2 separate regions of the Homo sapiens genome follow, and region 2 is linked to region 1. Evidence: chromatin loops called from intact Hi-C (ENCODE). Cell type or tissue: CD4-positive, alpha-beta T cell. All regions are shown on one strand. Region 1 overlaps RBL1 (RB transcriptional corepressor like 1). Region 2 overlaps SAMHD1 (SAM and HD domain containing deoxynucleoside triphosphate triphosphohydrolase 1).

Evidence for each region. Hi-C counts contacts between places; a loop is a spot of excess contacts. Peaks named below come from ENCODE experiments on the same cell type or tissue, not always from the same donor. Only the 100,000 strongest peaks of a DNase experiment are listed, where the experiment ranks them.
Region 2: it touches region 1 in a loop (4-fold over the local background); 2 of 110 quality-filtered maps call a loop at or near these places.

What each region holds. Positions count from the first base shown.
Region 1 is chr20:37,079,550-37,084,549 of GRCh38, forward strand. All of the region lies in intron 2 of RBL1 (RB transcriptional corepressor like 1), which reads right to left. Among named protein-coding and RNA genes, the nearest start is that of RBL1, 14 kb to the right of the region's middle. In CD4-positive, alpha-beta T cell, CTCF peaks have their summits at 2,348 (motif pointing left) and 2,553; a DNase peak (open chromatin) is centred at 2,342; H3K27ac peaks cover 324 bases.
Region 2 is chr20:36,917,070-36,922,069 of GRCh38, forward strand. SAMHD1 (SAM and HD domain containing deoxynucleoside triphosphate triphosphohydrolase 1) reads right to left here. Exons shown (of 16, transcript NM_015474.4): 7 at 2,295-2,450. Among named protein-coding and RNA genes, the nearest start is that of SAMHD1, 32 kb to the right of the region's middle. In CD4-positive, alpha-beta T cell, CTCF peaks have their summits at 2,848 (motif pointing left) and 3,054; a DNase peak (open chromatin) is centred at 2,852.

The DNA.
Region 1 (5,000 bases):
TGGAACTCCTGGGCTCAAGTGATCCTCTACCTCAGCCTCCCAAGATAGCTGGGACTACAGGTGCATATCACCACACTTCACTAACATTCTTTGTAAAATTTTTTTGTAGAGACTAAAAAGTAGTCTCTTACTATGTTGCCCAGGCTGGTCCTGAACTCCTGGGCTCCCTCCCAAGCGATCCTCCCACCTCGGCTTCCCAAAGCGTTGAGATTACAGGCATGAGCCACCACGCCCAGCCCACAAAGGTTTCTATATGTAAGCTACTATGGTGACTTTTCTGAAGTTTACGTAAAATTGTCCAGTTTCAGTTTGCCAGGCTTCAGGAAAAAGCAGTTTTAATTTTAGTGATTTCAAGTCAGAAAAGTGGGAGAAAAATTTAGAAACATCAATTTCAAGACTTGCAGACAGGAAAGAATTCAGGACTTAGTCCAAATTCTATGCAAATAATAAATTTAAAAAAATAGTCAAGGCTGGAATTTAATAATAGGTATGCTATAATTTTGATAGAATGTACTTTTTTTTTTCCTCTTCAATTCCCCATTTTTACCAAAGATTAATCTTAGTGGGACCAATTTACTTTCTTTTTAAAAATATTTATTTTATTTATTTATTTGATTTTATTTTTTGAGACAAGAGTCTCGCTCTGTTGCCTAGGCTGGAGTGCAGTGGCAATCTTGGCTCACTGCCACCTCTGTCCACTGGGTTCAAGCAATTTTCCTGCCTTGGCCTCCCAAGTAGCTGGGATTACAGGCAAGCACCACCATGTTCGGCTGTTTTTTGTATTTTTGGTAAAGATGGGGCTTTACTGTGTTGGCCAGGCTGGTCTCTAACTCCTGGCCTCAAGTGATCTGCCCATCTTGGCCTCCCAAAATGCTGCCTGTGCCTGGTCCCGCCGCAATTTACTCTCTCTCTCTTTTTTTTTTTTTTGAGATGGAATCTCACTTTGTGGCCCAGGCTGGAGTGCAGTGGTGCGATCTCGGCTCACTACAACCTCCACCTCCTGGGTTCAGGTGATTCTCGTTTCTAAGCCTCCCAAGTAGCTGGGATTACAGACACCCACCATTGCGCCCAGCAAATTTTTATAATTTTAGTAGAGACAGGGCTTCACCATGTTGGCCAGGCTGGTCTCGAACTCCTGACCTCAATAGATCCACCCGCCTAGGCCTCCCAAAGTGCTGGGATTATAGGTGTGAGCCACCACGCCTGGCTCGCAATCTACTTTCAAAATAAGGTTTAGTAATATATTTGGCCTGATTCTTTGCATAGGGGGCAATAAGAATAGTGAGTGGCCACCTAGGCTCTTTTAAGTTGGTTTTGTTGGAACATTCATAAGGAATTTTGGATTAGACTTTTAAAAGCCTTGAGGCTAAGAAGTCAAGCCAAGGATCCATCATCAGACTGTTCCCATAATACCTGTATGCATTGGGTGAAATCCTCTCTTCCTGAAGTCCCCAAAAATATCTTGAGGTTCCTGGGCTTGTCAGAAAGTGACATCTTTTACTTACTGCAAGGTCAGGGACCTTGTTAGGGAACCTTTGAACAATAATGATTGCTCAAGGAATTGCTTTGATCAAAGGGACAGTCATGTAGTCTGAAACAGTTTCCAGGACCACTTCTCTCTTGTTTAAAATTCAGCTTTGGTCCTTTGTAATATTCCCCCCTCCATGAGACTCAACTTCTTAGGAATGAACCTTCCTAATGGTGTGAGATATTGACTTAAACATGACCCAAATACATGATTGTTCTGCAATGGCGAGTCAATCTTCCCAAATCTTTTTTATCAGCTCTATAAAGTAAACCTTGGCTGGTGCGGTGGCTCACACCTGTAATCCCAGTGCTTTAGTGCTTTGGGAGGCAAAGGCAGGAGGATCTCCTCAAGCCAGAAGTTCAAGACCAACCTGGGCAACAAAGCCAGACCCAGTCTCTAAGAAAAGACAAAAAACAAAACAAAACAAAAACTTAGCCAGGCATGGTGGAATGCACCTATAGCCCCAGCTACTTAGGTCACTGAGGCAAGAGGACAGCTTGACCCCCCCAAGTTTGAGGCTGCAGTGAGCTATGATCATGCCATTGCACTCCAGCCTGAGCAACAGAGTAAAAGCCTGTCTCTAAAAAACAAAAACAAAACAAAAACAACCTCAATGTTTTAAAGCAGTCTGGTCATATCTGAAAATTTGCCATTCCAATCAAAGCCTAGGTAAAATAACCAGTGTCTATGATTGTGTCCTTAGAAGCAGAACTTTAATTCCAGCTCCATCAAGTGTGGAATTGGTTGCTTGAACAAAGTATGAATCTCAAACCAAAATTAGGAAGATTTGAAATCTGAGAGGAGACTCACCAGAGACCCCTGCTGGCTCAGCGAGATTGGGTGAATGGTACCAAGGCTCCAATTATAATATCAGTAAATGGAGGCTCGCTTCAGGTCACTTCATGGTTGCCAAAATGTCAACTGGCCAGGAGACATAGGGCAGCAGCAGCCCCTAGAAGACAGCACAGAGCATGTGTCTCTATGCCGGGGGAGCCTGCAAGGCTGGGCCAGGATCATAAGGTTTCTCCCTCACTAAGGGACAACGCAGGGGCCTAGGGACAAGAATACAACCAGAAACCCCAGGGACCTGCGTACCTCCTTCTTTTTCTCCTCCTCAGGTTGGGGCCAGCCATCCCCCCTGCTGGTGATGATACAGTCAGCCCTGCACCTCAGTGGAGCAGAGCACAGCATAGTTCACTGAGGCAGAGCTGGGCTGGACTAACAGCTAAACAGCTGAGTTACCATTTAATGTGTATAGTTTGGGAAGATAAGAAAGTTCGGGAAATGGTGGTGGTGTTGGTTGAACAATGTGAAGGTGAAGGTATGCTGAACTTAAAAATTGTCAACTTTATGAATTTTATGTTATATATATTTTACTCCACCACCAACACCATACACATACAAACACACACACACACACACTCTCTCTCTCTCTAGAGTTTACCCTCCATATCTGTGAGTTCCACATCCATGGATTCAACCAACCACACATCAAAAATAATTGGAAAAAAAGGATGGTTGTGTCCGTATTGAACATGTACCAACTTCATTTCTTGTGATTATTCCCTAAAGTATACAGTGTAACAACTACTGACATAGTATTTACATTGTATTAGGTATAAATAATCTAGAGATGGGACCAGGTGTGGTGGCTCACCCCTGTAATCCCTGCACTTTGGGAGGCGAAGATGGGTGGATCACTTGAGCTCAGGACTTCAAGACCAGCTTGGGGAACATGGTGAAACCCCATCTCTAAAAAAAAAGAGCTACAAAAATTATCTGGGCATAGTGGCACACACCCGTAGTCCCAGCTACTTGGGAGGATGAGGTGGGAGGATTGCTTGAATCTGGGAGGCAGAGGTTGCAGTGAGCTGAGATCATGTTACTGTACTCTAGCCTGGGCAACAGAGTAAGACCCTGACTCAAATAATAATAAAAGTTAAAAAAATTATATTTAAGTTGAAATTTTGAAAACAGCCCAAATTATTATAAGTCAAAGCAAACAAAATCATTTGAAATTTTTGTTTATTTCTCTGAATGAACACATTGATGCTGGGTAACTGCTCTTTTAGCATTAAAAATTTGACACTTAAAAACGTTTTGCGGAAGGCTGGGCGCGGTGGCTCATGCCTGTAATCTTAGCACTTTGGGAGGCTGAGGCGGGTGGATCACTTGAGGCCAAGAGTTTGAGACCAGCCTGGCCAACATGGTGAAATCCTGTCTCAACTAAAAATACAAAAATTACCTGAGCGTGATGAAATGCACCTGTAGTCCCAGCTACTCAGGAGGGCGTGGTGGGAGGATCACTTGAGCCCAGAAGGCGGAGGTTGCAAGTGAGCAGAGATCGCGACAATGCACTCCAGCCTGGGTGACAAGGTGAGACCCTGTCTCAAAAAACACAAACAAAAAATAAAAAAGATAAAAACAGGCTGGGCGCGGTGGCTCACACCTGTAATCCTAGCACTTTGGGAGGCCGAGGTGGATGGATCACAAGGTTAGGAGTTCAAGATCAGCCTGGCCAAAATAGCGAAACCCCGTCTCTACTAAAAATACAAAAAAAAAAAAAAAAAAAAAAAATACAGGTGGGTGTGGTGGCATGCACCTGTAGCCCCAGCTACTGGGGAGGCTGAGGCAGGAGAATCACTTGAACCCAGGAGGAGGAGGCTGCAGTGAGCAGAGACCGTGCATTGCACTCCAGCCTGGGCAACAGAGCAAGATTCTAGCTCAAAAAAAAATAAACATTTTGGGGGAAAGGGACTTTGAGAATATCAATCTACATTTTAAAAAGACTTAGTTTTCTTTTTTTTCATAAGTTTGTAATTATTTTTAATGGATTTTTTTTTTTTTTTGAGAGTGGGTCTTGCTTTACCAGCCTGGCTGGAGTAGAGTTGCATCATCATAACTCACTGCAGCCTCCACCTCCTGGGTTCAAGTGATTCTCCCACCTCAGCCTCCCGAGTAGCTGGGATTACAGGCATGCACCACCATGCCTGGCTAATCTTTGTAGAAACAGGGTATCACCCTGTTGCCCAGGCTGGTCTTGAACTCTTGGGTTCAAGAGATCTGCCCGCCTTGGCCTCCCAAAGTGCTGGGATTACAGGTGTGTGCCACTGGGCCTGACCAAAAAAGATACATCTTTTGACCCATTTTTAGGAATCATACATATTTTTGGAATTTATCAGAAATATCATCTTTACAATGATGTTTATTTGTCCGCAACTACAAAGGACTGGATACAATCGAAATGGCCATAAGGCATGGCTAAATAGATGAAAGATCCTTATACCCTAAAATATCCTAGTATCATTAAAAAAATTAATGAGGTAGAACTACATATGCTGATATGGAAGAATTTCCAAAATATAAAGAAAAATAACTGTAGAGCAACACATATAGTATAATTTATGTTTTAAAAAGAAAAAACACCAGCCTGGGCAACATGGTGAGACCCGTCTCTACAAAAAATATAAAA
Region 2 (5,000 bases), 160 kb before region 1:
CTGGAAGTTTTAGGATAGGCACCAAATCTATTTATAAACAAAGCAAAGCAATTTTATTAATCTGTAAAATATAAACAGATACCTGACTGGGAATATGAGATAAACTAGAAGGTTCTATTCTTTCTTTCTTCCACTTCATTTCAAAACTAGTAGAAAGGGAAAAGAAATGCTAAGGTATATGATACCCTATTGTTACCACATTTTCTTGTGCCACTGAAAAGATCTGAACTCTATTACATTTCCCAAAACCAACAACTTTTGTGTTTTCTTGGTTTATAAGTTTTTGAAAAATATAAAATCTAGGCCAGGCATGGTGGCTCACGCCTGTAATCTCATCACTTTGGGAGGCCGAGGAGGGCGGATCACGAGGTCTGGAGTTTGAAACCAGCTTGGCCAAGATGGTGAAACCCTGTCTCTACTAAAAACACAAAATTAGTTGGGCATGGTAGCAAGTGCCTGTACTCCCAGCTACTCAGGAGGCTGAGGCAGGAGAATCGCCTGAACTCAGGAGGCGGAGGTTGCAGTGACCTGAGGTTGTGCCACTGCCCTCTAGCCTGGGCAACAGAGCAAGACACCGTCTCAAAAATAAATAAATAAATAATATAAAATCTAATAATAAACTAACAATGCTTGAATTCATGCATTAAAACAGTACTATCTTTCAAAGTAGCTACATACCTAGTCTAAATAATATGCATTGTTGAATGTATTCTTTGAGCTCCACTTTTTTGGAAATAGGATATTTGCTACAAAACTCATCTGTTTATCTTATACTGTAAGTACACTTGTATATATTTGAGGAAACAGCCCTAAAAATCTCAGGGGGAAATTATTTCCCAACTTTATTTTTAATTAAAAAAATACAAAAGATCAAAAAGGAAACAAAACAGATTTTCCATTGAACTGGTTCAACTTTTTTGTAGATCTTCCTATAAATATTTCAAATATGATTTTTTTTTAAATTTGTAGACAGGATCTAGCTCTGTTGCCCAGGCTGGAGTGCAGTTGCACAATCACAGATCACTGCAGCCTGCCTCAGCCTCCCAAGCATCTGAGACTACAGGCATGAGACAGGGTTTCAGTATTACCCAGGCTGATCTCAAACTCCTGGGCTCAAGTGATCCTCCCATCATGGCCTCCCAAAGTGCTGGGATTACAGGCATGAGTCACTGAGCCTGGCCAAATATGTTCATTTTAATGGTTAAATAAAACATACACATTTACATTCCAAACAAAGTTACTTTAGGCTTCTATATAAAATACTGCAGGCCAGGTATGGTGGCTCACGCCTGCAATCCCAGTATTTTGGGAGGCCAAAGTGGGAGAATCACTTGAGCCCAGGAGTTCGAAACCAGCTTAGGCAACATAGTGAGACCACATCTCCAAAAAAAAAAATTTTTTTTAATGAATAAAATACTGCATATATATTCACTAAAAAAGAATTTATGGCCGGGCGCGGTGGCGGCTCACGCTTGTAATCCCACCACTTTGGGAGGCTGAGGCGGGTGGATCACCTGAGGTCAGGAGTTTGAGACCAGCCTGGGCAACATGGTGAAACCCCGTCTCTACTAAAAATACAAAGATTTGCCGGGCGTGGTGGCACACACCTGTAATCCCAGCTACTCAGGAGGCTGAAGCAGAAGAATTGCTTGAGCCTGGGAGACAGAGGTTGCACTGCGCTGAGATCATGCCACTGTACTCCAGCCTGGCCAACACAGTAAGACTCTATCTCAAAAAAAAAAAAAAAAAAAAAAAGAAAGAAAGAAAGAAAAGAAAAGAATTTATGCCAAGCACAGTGGCTCACACCTGTAATCCCAGCACTTTCAGAGGCAGAGCTGGGCAGATCACTTGAGCTCAGGATTTCAAGACTAACCTGGGCAACGTGACAAAACCCCATCTCTACAAAAAATACAAAAATTAGCTGGGCATGGTAGTGCACGTTTGTGGTCCCAGCTACTCAGGAGGCTGAGGTAGGAGGATCGCTTGAGCCTGGGAGGTGGAAGTTGCAGTGAGCTGAGATTGTGCCACTGCACTCCAGCCTGTGTGACAGAGTAAGACCCTGTCTCTAAAAAGAATTTCTGTATATATATTTTTGGGAAGTAACTTCTAACTAATTCAGTTGAGAGGTAGAAAAAAATATAAGCCTTTTATTTTTTGCATTAAACAGTAGAAACATAGAACTCATATTTTATCATTTAGCCTCTAAAATAGCCAAATGTATAACTCAGAAGGAATCATGAAAAGGCTAGATGAAAAGCACCAGTCAGTTAAAATTAAGCTGTACATAAACTTACCAATGAATCTTCGACAGGTGATTCAAGTGGTCCTACAATTTGTTCCTTTATAAAGCAAATATCTTCTTCAGGGATGAGACCATATTGTTCCATGACAGGCTTAATTCCATTAGAATTAATAAGGTGCTCAAACATCATAACTGAGCCTTGTTCATGCTAGGAAAAGTAAGCACAATATGATGTGTTAAAGATTCTAGCCCATTGGGAGCCCTGACTAACAAAATTATCCTCAATTCCAAGTAATTCTGAGATAAAGGTCTATTGCATATTAATTCTCTAGTTTCTAACCACAATCTTAGGAACATTTTTAAAAACCTGTCAGATTTTTCATTTTACTAGTAGTCTACAAACCTTTTACAAAACTTATTTCATAAACATATTTAATGCATTTAATGATATAATCATTTACAGTTCCTAAATGAATATTATAAGATCATGTAGACAGAATTACATTTTAATAAATATCATCATAAAATTGAATTTTATTTTTTCATCAGCCTTTGAACACGTGCAGTTATAAGCTCTGTTAGGCACTACCATCTAGTGGTGAAAAGGGGTAACTGCAAACTTGCCAGTAAAAACAAAGATCTCCCTTGAAATCTCCAATTGGCCTGTTTGCTCATCTCTCTCTGCTCACTCATTCACAATCAATGTAAAGGATCAAATGAACTCCTGAAGACATCTGCCCTTTCCTAGATCCTACCAAAAACTAACTCAAGATGAAAAACAAAACCTGAATTATCCTATAACTATATTTTTTTAAAAAAAGAGACAGGGAATTGCTCTGTTGCCCTGGCTAGAGTCCAGTGATGTGATCATGGGGTCACTGTAGTCTTGAACTCCTGGGCTCAAGTGATCCTCCCACTTCAGCCTCCCGAGTAGCTGAAACCACAGGTGCACACCACCCTACCCAGCTAATTTTTAGATTTTTTTGTAGAGGCAGGGTCTTGATTTGTTGACCAGGTTGGTCTTGAACTCCTAGGCTCAAATAATCCTCCTGTCTCAGCCTCCCAAAGTGGCAGGATTACAAGCAACTTGCCCTATAACTATTCTTTCCCCGCCCCCGCAGAAACAATTCTTGCTCCAGAAACTATTCTTAAAAACAGAATCAGGGCTGTCAGGCCTGGGTGCGGTGGCTCACACCTGTAATCCCAGCGTTTTGGGAGGCCGAGGTGGGCGGATCACTTGAGGTCAACAGTACAAGTTTGGCCAACATGGCAAAACCTCCTGTCTACTAAAAAATACAAAAATTAGCCAGGCATGGTAGGGTGCACCTATAATCCCAGCTACTTGGGGGACTGAGGCAGGACAATCACTTGAACCCAGGAGGTGGAGGTTGCAGTGAGCCGAGATCGCCCTGCACTCCAGCCTGGGTGGGCAACAAAGTGACACTCTGTTTCAAAAGAAAAAAAAAAAAACCCACAAAAACAGAATCAGGCTGGGTGCAGTGGCTCACATTTGTAATCCTAGCATTTTTTTGAGAGGCAAAGGTGGGAGGATTGCTTGAGCCCAGGAGTTCGAGAGCAGCCTGGGCAACAAAGCAAGACCCTGTCTCTACAAAAAGATAAAAAGATTGGCTGGGTATAGTGACATGCGCCTGTGGTCCCAGCTACTTGGGAGACCAAGGTGGGAGGATTGCTTGAGCCCAGGTGGTTGAGGCTGCAGTTAGCTATGTTCATGCCTGTACTCCAGCCTGGGCAACAGAGCAAGACCTTGTCTCCAAAAAACAACAACAACAACAAACAAATTGGCCGGGCACAGTAGCTCACGCCTGTAATCCCAGCACTTTAGGAGGCGGAGGCAGGCAGATCACGAGGTCAGGAGATCAAGATCATACTGGCCAACATGGTGACACCCCATCTCTACTAAAAATATAAAAATTAGCTGGGTGTGGTGGCATGCACCTGTAGTCCCAGCTACTCAGGAGGCTGAAGCAGGAGAAACGCTTGAACTCGGGAGGCGGAGGTTGCAGTGAGCCGAGATCACGCCACTGCACTACAGGCTGGGCGACACAGCGAGACTCTGTCTCAAAAAAAAAAAAAAAAAAAACGAATTGAATCAAGATATACGTAATTACAAAGAGGAAAAATAGTAACTTTATAATGGAGAGATTTGACAGACAATGCCTTAATCAAGTAAGCAGAATTAATATCATTGGTATTGGCTCAACTAGGATTTATGTGCCTCCTGAGATGATACACTATGAAGGATGCATCACTGATTTTTTTGGAGACAGAGTCTAGCTCTGTCACCTCCTGGGCTCCCGGGCTCAAGCAATTCTCCTTCCTCAGCCTCCCAAGTAGGCACGTGCCACCACACCCAGCTAATTTTTTGTGGTTGTTTTTTTTTTTTTTCCCTCTTGTTGCCCAGGCTGGAGTGAAATGGCGTGATCTTGGCTCACTGCAACCTCCGCCTCCCAGGTTCAGGTGATTCTCCTGCCTCAGCCTCCCGAGTAGCTGGGATTACAGGTGCCCACCACCATGCCCAGATAATTTTTATATTTTTAGTAGAGACAGGGTTTCGCCATATTGGCCAGGCTGGTCTCCAACTTCTGACCTCAGGTAATCCACCCACCTTGGCCTCCCAAAGTGCTGGGATTACAGATGTGAGCCACTGCGTCCGATCTGGACACATCACTTTTGTGGCATTCTACCAAAAATGCATAGCTTGAATCCATGAGGAAACATCACACTGAAACTCAAATTG